Regions from separate parts of the Mus musculus genome. Here region 1 is linked to region 2. Evidence: chromatin loops called from intact Hi-C (ENCODE). Cell type or tissue: gastrocnemius. All regions are shown on one strand. Each heading gives the region's core, and the rest is flanking DNA. Links, peaks and the distances in the headings are about the cores only.

What was found. Hi-C counts contacts between places; a loop is a spot of excess contacts. Peaks named below come from ENCODE experiments on the same cell type or tissue, not always from the same donor. Only the 100,000 strongest peaks of a DNase experiment are listed, where the experiment ranks them.
Region 1: a loop joins it to region 2, with 12 times the contacts of the local background. A loop is called at or near these places in 33 of 42 quality-filtered maps.

The regions. Positions count from the first base shown.
Region 1 is chr3:87,505,991-87,508,790 of GRCm38, reverse strand. The region is part of intron 1 of Gm40085 (predicted gene, 40085); the gene reads left to right. Among named protein-coding and RNA genes, the nearest start is that of Gm40085, 5.3 kb to the left of the region's middle. In gastrocnemius, for the core only: no CTCF peak of the experiment used is centred there; DNase peaks (open chromatin) are centred at 382 and 1,567; H3K4me3 peaks cover 92 bases; H3K27ac peaks cover 55 bases.
Region 2 is chr3:87,560,915-87,563,714 of GRCm38, reverse strand. Etv3l (ets variant 3-like) reads right to left here. Exons shown (of 6, transcript NM_001370856.1): 6 at 2,610-2,800. Among named protein-coding and RNA genes, the nearest start is that of Etv3l, 12 kb to the right of the region's middle. In gastrocnemius, for the core only: a CTCF peak has its summit at 1,135 (motif pointing right); DNase peaks (open chromatin) are centred at 1,146 and 2,511.

The DNA.
Region 1 (2,800 bases), core at 271-2,770, 55 kb after region 2:
CTCTCAGTCTCTGTTCTTACCCATGCCTCACTTAGCTCTCTGGCTCTAAATGAGCCTCTGGGGACCTCCGGCAGCAAACGCAGCAGGGGACGAACAAGAGCCAGCGATAGCCCTTGGGGAGGACGAAGCAGAAAACACTGGTGACAGAGCACATTCCCCGTCCCATCAGCCAGCCATGCCACCCTCTAGGCCACTTACTCTCTAAACCTCTTCTTAGAGGGTAGGCTCTTCCAGCGCCTGTTCTAGAGCAGAGGTAAAAATGATGCAAAGAGGAATAATGACTGTGAGGGAAACCCTGGGTGGACTGGAGTCTGGATCTTTAGAAAAAAGAAGCGGAAGGGTGTTATAGAAGGGAATCCCCGAGCCTCTACCGCCCCCTAGTGGAGTATTCTGCATGCTCAGTCACTAGCCCTGTGATTGGACTGGACTCTGTACAGCCAGCAGGTGGAGGAAGGTGGAGCCACCCAGTGATATGTGTAGGTAACTTACAATCAGAAGATGTGGCCAGAGAATGTCCCGGTTTACTGGCAGTCATCGAAGTGATTCAGTAGTGAGATATACAGTTGTCACTATCGAGTAAGAGGATTCTAAAAGCATTCACACCTCAGTGGACACCTGGGGATTTACCTAGAAATAACCCTAAGGAGGGAGATTAAAATCTCAGAAACACCCAATTTATTCTTCTGGATTGTGAACAAGAACACAGTGTACGAAACTAAAGGTACAGCGTGGCCTCACGGACCACGGTCAAGACAGGCGCAGCCACAGGTTATGCATGCCCTAAACCTTATCACAATAACCGCTTTTTCTCGAGTTTGACCCCTCAGAATGTAACCGTGACAGCTAAGCTTGGTCTGAGTTTGGGTCACACATGGACAATCGTTTCTTTCTTTTTTTTCTCCCTTACTCTCTTCACTCAGTACCACAGGACTCTCTCTCACTGTACTAGGCCTGGCAGAAATGAAGATATTCTAAAATGATACTTGTGTCTCTCGTCTGACTATCCTATCAGATGACTGGAACGAGCGACTCTAAAGAAATGGGAGTTTCCCCAGGTGTCTCATACTGGGACAAACAAAAACCTCAGGTCTTTTGTGGGGGGGAGAAACTTGTCTCCCCCAGAAAGAGATCTCACACAGTTCTAACAAAGTTGTCAGACCATCTTATAAGATGAGACCGAAGTCTGGACAGAATGGATCAGAGATGGGCAGGACCACACCTTGACCTTGCCTGTTTTGATGTTCATATTCTTGACCCGGTACTAAAATTGAAGTTTATTTCAGGACCCAGAAGACAGACTTGAGAAGATTCCTTGGCTCTCTTTGTCCTTCTTTCCAGTGTAGCCACAATGAATACCCCCACCCCTTCTGCTCTTTTAGTTGATGTATTGAGGAGGGTGGCTGGACCTGCCTTGGGGACTCTCAAGTTTGATCACAACACCAGTCTTGTCCTGTTGCTGTGGAGTGGGTAGCTAGAGAAGAGGACCGAGTGACTGTGATCGCATGAGTTGCATATTTAGCGGGCCATTGGCACGAACACAGGGCTCCTTCCTACTCTGTCTCATGGACATTGGACAACTCCCTCAGGGTCCTCCCTGCTCTATGTAGCATCTGTCACCTCTCTTCCTGCTCCTAAGCCCTTCTGGCACCAGTTTTTCCATTCCTTGGGGCTTCAAAGACAGAGCCCAGTCTTACTGTTTCGTTCTCTCTCCTGTCCACAGCCGGTGAGGTCTACTTAAGACTTCCTTCCTTAACAAGAACAAAACACCCCCCCCCCCGTCACCCCCCATTTCTCACTGAGGTCCTATCACAAGGTATTAGCACCTTCTCTTCTCTCCCTCTTTTCTTCCTCCACTCTCTCTGTGGGTATCATGGGGTTTGAAGAAACAATCAGAATCTTTTGTAATTTTATGCGCTGCTTGTTTTTCTAAATTAAATTTATTATTTGAGGTTTATATATGGATATAACACAATCCGATTATTCTCACCCCCTCCACCCTCTCTTATATCTCTTCCACCCCACTGACTTCACCTTCCTGCCAGCAATTTCCCTTCCCTCTTTCAGGTCTTCTTTTGTTCTGTTTTGTGACTCACCGAGTGCAGTGAGGGCTACCCCTGCGAACACAGATGTAACTATTTACTAGAGCATGGCCACCACTGACTACAGTGACTTCTCCTTCCCACAGCAGCCAATGGTTCCCTGGGGGAGGGGCAAGGCTCCTGAGTCCCCCCTCCCCCAATATATCATTGGTGGTTGCACAGACCCATTGCAGACAATCTCAGCTGCTGTGAGTTTGTGATTGCAACAGTTATGTCACGTCCAGAAGACAATGATTCGCAGGCCTCTCCCCTTCTGGCTTTTAGGTTCTTTCTGCATCCTCCCTTGTCATGTTCCCTGAACACTGGAGGGGGTGATATACATGTTGTACTCAAGGGTGAACACTCAGTAGTCACTAATTCTTTAAGAAGCCACGAGCTTTTGTGTTAACTGCTGTTCCCTGCTCAAAGCAGCTTTATCTATCAAGGTTGAGAGCATATGCTGCCGGATATCCACATAAACAGGAGCTGCCTGACAAAATGTCCATTTGGCAAAACAAAAGTTTACTCCAAGGCCTACGACCTCTAGAAACACGGATCTTTGGCCAGGTGTACAGAGACAGGAAAGAATTTCCTGTAGAATGGGTCTCAGCTACAACCAGAAAGCAGCTGGTTTCTGTCTTAACAGCTATGCATGAAATTTCATGTGGACTTATGGTGACCAGGGTTTAGTCAAGGATAATTCCCAGGAGATGTTGGCAAGG
Region 2 (2,800 bases), core at 122-2,621:
TGGCACTATTAGGAGGTGTGGCCTTGTTGGAGTGGGTGTGGCCTTGTTAGAGGAAGTGTGTCACTATGGAGGCGGGCTTTGAGGTCTCATATCCTAAAGTTAGGCCTAGTATGGCAGTGTCCTGCTGCCTACGATCAAGATGTAGAACTCTGGGCTCCTTCTCCAGCACCATGTCCGCCTGCACTCTGCCATGTTTCCTGCCATGACAGTAATGGACTAAACGTCTGAAAAACCAGCCCCAGTTAAATGTTTTCCTTTATAAGAGTTGCCAAACTCATGGTTTCTCTGCACAGCAACAGAAACTCTGACTAAGACAGCCTCCAAACTTCTTCTATGTGCTTAGCTGAGTGTTCTAGTGCCTAGACTCCCTCCACTTCGCAAGCCCCTGGAGCACTGTCCTACCAACACCAGATTTATGCAGCACTATACTGATGCCTATGAGACCATCAGAGGCAAGCACCAAACTGCCCAAGTGTTCTTGGGAAGGAAAGTGCTTCCTCAGAGGGCCTCATGAAAAGCCTTCACAGGAGTCGCTTCTGAAAAGCCCCTCTGCACGCATAGCAAACTCTCACACTAATGGGTTTTAAACTCTCCAGCCGAGTGATGGTGGTGACTAATGACTAAGAAATTTGTATTCCAAATCTTGTTCTTCGTCCCTGTGATTCGAAACAAGCCCCTTTCTCTGGGATCTCAGAGGTCTCTTCCGGCAGCCCAGGAGTTAGACTCTCTAATTTCTGAAGACCTGCTGAATCTCCCAGGGTTTCTAGTGCTACAGAGGAGAGTGGTTGCTGAGCACGCTTTGCAGTCCTACTCCTGAGAAATACTGAGTGCTCACTGTGCCTTTCCCCACATGAGGGTGCCAACGTATGTGGCAGCTGAGGTTGGTGACTGGCATGGTTATATAAAAAACTGACAACCTCCACTGCCTGCGTTGTTGTGTCAGGCGAGTTGGTCTTTTGATAGATTGACAACCATATTTAAGGGAGCTTGATGAGGAAGAGCTCTGCATCTGCATCCCTGGATTTTGCCGTTCACTCCCTCATCTCAGAGGTTCTGAGTCCTTCACTCTTATACCAACATAGAGCTGGCCTTACTTTGTACCCTAGTCCTGAGCGTTGAGCGCAGAGTACCAACTCTAGCCACTAGAGGGCACTCTTGCAACGTGAAAGCCAACAGCTCTCCAGGAAGCTACTTACATCTTTGACAGAACATAGGGTTTTCCTGAATTTAGAGGCAGTCAACCCTCAACCCTGGGCAGTTTCTCCCGTTTCACACCTGTCTGGAGGCATTTTGGGTTATTGCAGTTGGATGAACGAAGGTGCTGGTGGTACTATCTTCTGGATATGGAGCCCAAGTTCTGATGAGTATTCAGGACTGTACAGGTAGGCAGCTCTCACTAACAATGGAGTACTTAGTGAAAAACAAAACAAAACAAAAAAATGCCTATTGTGGCAGGATCTCTTTACTGAGATCTGTGACCTACACACAAGGTTCCACCTGGAAGCAAGTCCTTACAGTGGGCTTTAGCCTTCAGAGGAGTCTTAGAATGTATACCTCAAAGCGTTTTTTCATCACCTGAAATACAGGGACCACAATCACCACACACTACTGAGGAGGAGGTGGGGCCAGGTAGAGAACACATCCTTTCTTTCTTTTTTTTTTATGGAGAAACCCCTGTCCTTAGGGCTAGCCACTCTGAACCGGACACAAGCCCAGCGAGTGCCCCGTCCACTTCCTGGTGCACACAGGCAACACTGCTTTATCTCCTAAGCTTATCTCCTAAGCTGGGCGGGGTAACAGGAAAACTGTACTGGGGATGGGCTGAGGGAGGGAGACAGAGACCCTTTCTCCTGCCCTAGGCCCAGCTTGGGAATCACCTTGGCCTTCCTGTAGACGAGGGCTATGTCACACCCTGTGCAGTTCTCACCCATTCTAGCTGACTGACAACGTATGGTCAGAAGACCAAGTGAGGCTGAAGGAAGTAAATGTGAGAGCGGCTCCAAGAGGAACTTGGAATGGGCAGTAGAGCCCTTGGGCCTTTCCAGCTCATGAGCTGTTCCTCAAAAAGAGACAGATCCAGGTCAGGTAATTGATAGCCTAGAGGCAGGAGAGCGGGTGGCTCGGTGGCTTTGGCTTGTGTGGCATCTCTTCCTCGTTGATTCATCTGTCGTCAAGTAGAGATGCTTTCTTGTGTGTTCTCTATGCTCTCTGGCACCAGGAGCTTCAAGTCAGCCCTGCTGCTCGTTCTCAGGAGCCCACAGGCAGAAGCAGAGGGTATTTAGCACCAGTGTCCTTTCCTTTCCCACTTGGACCATTAGAACCTTGCCCAGAGGTCCTCTACAGGAGCCTTAAGGTCTTTGGCAAAGACCCCCCACTCTTTCTGCTGTTCTGTCTTTGGGACCGGCTTCCCTCATTGCTTGGCTCACTCTCAGGCATGATGGTAGAAGAGAGGAGCTTGGCTGGATGCTTCCAGTCTAAGCCTCAGGCCCTCCTCTCAAACCCAGCAGGACTCCTGCGTTGCATTTAGCACCACCACCGATGGGCACAGAGAAGGAACGCAGCCAAACTAGGATGCACGGGAGAAAGATTGTTGGTCCAAGGACATTTTTATTCACAGTTGGCAGTGGAGTGTTACAGAGATGAGAGAACCACCCCTCCCTCTCTGTGCCCCTGCCTGCATCTTGGGGTCATGGAGATAGAAGCACAGAACCTTCCTTCATAGAAGCAAGACCCTCCCTGGAACAGAGGTTCCTAGTGGCTGTGCAGTCAAGGGGAGGGCAGAGAAGTATGGGAAGGGCTG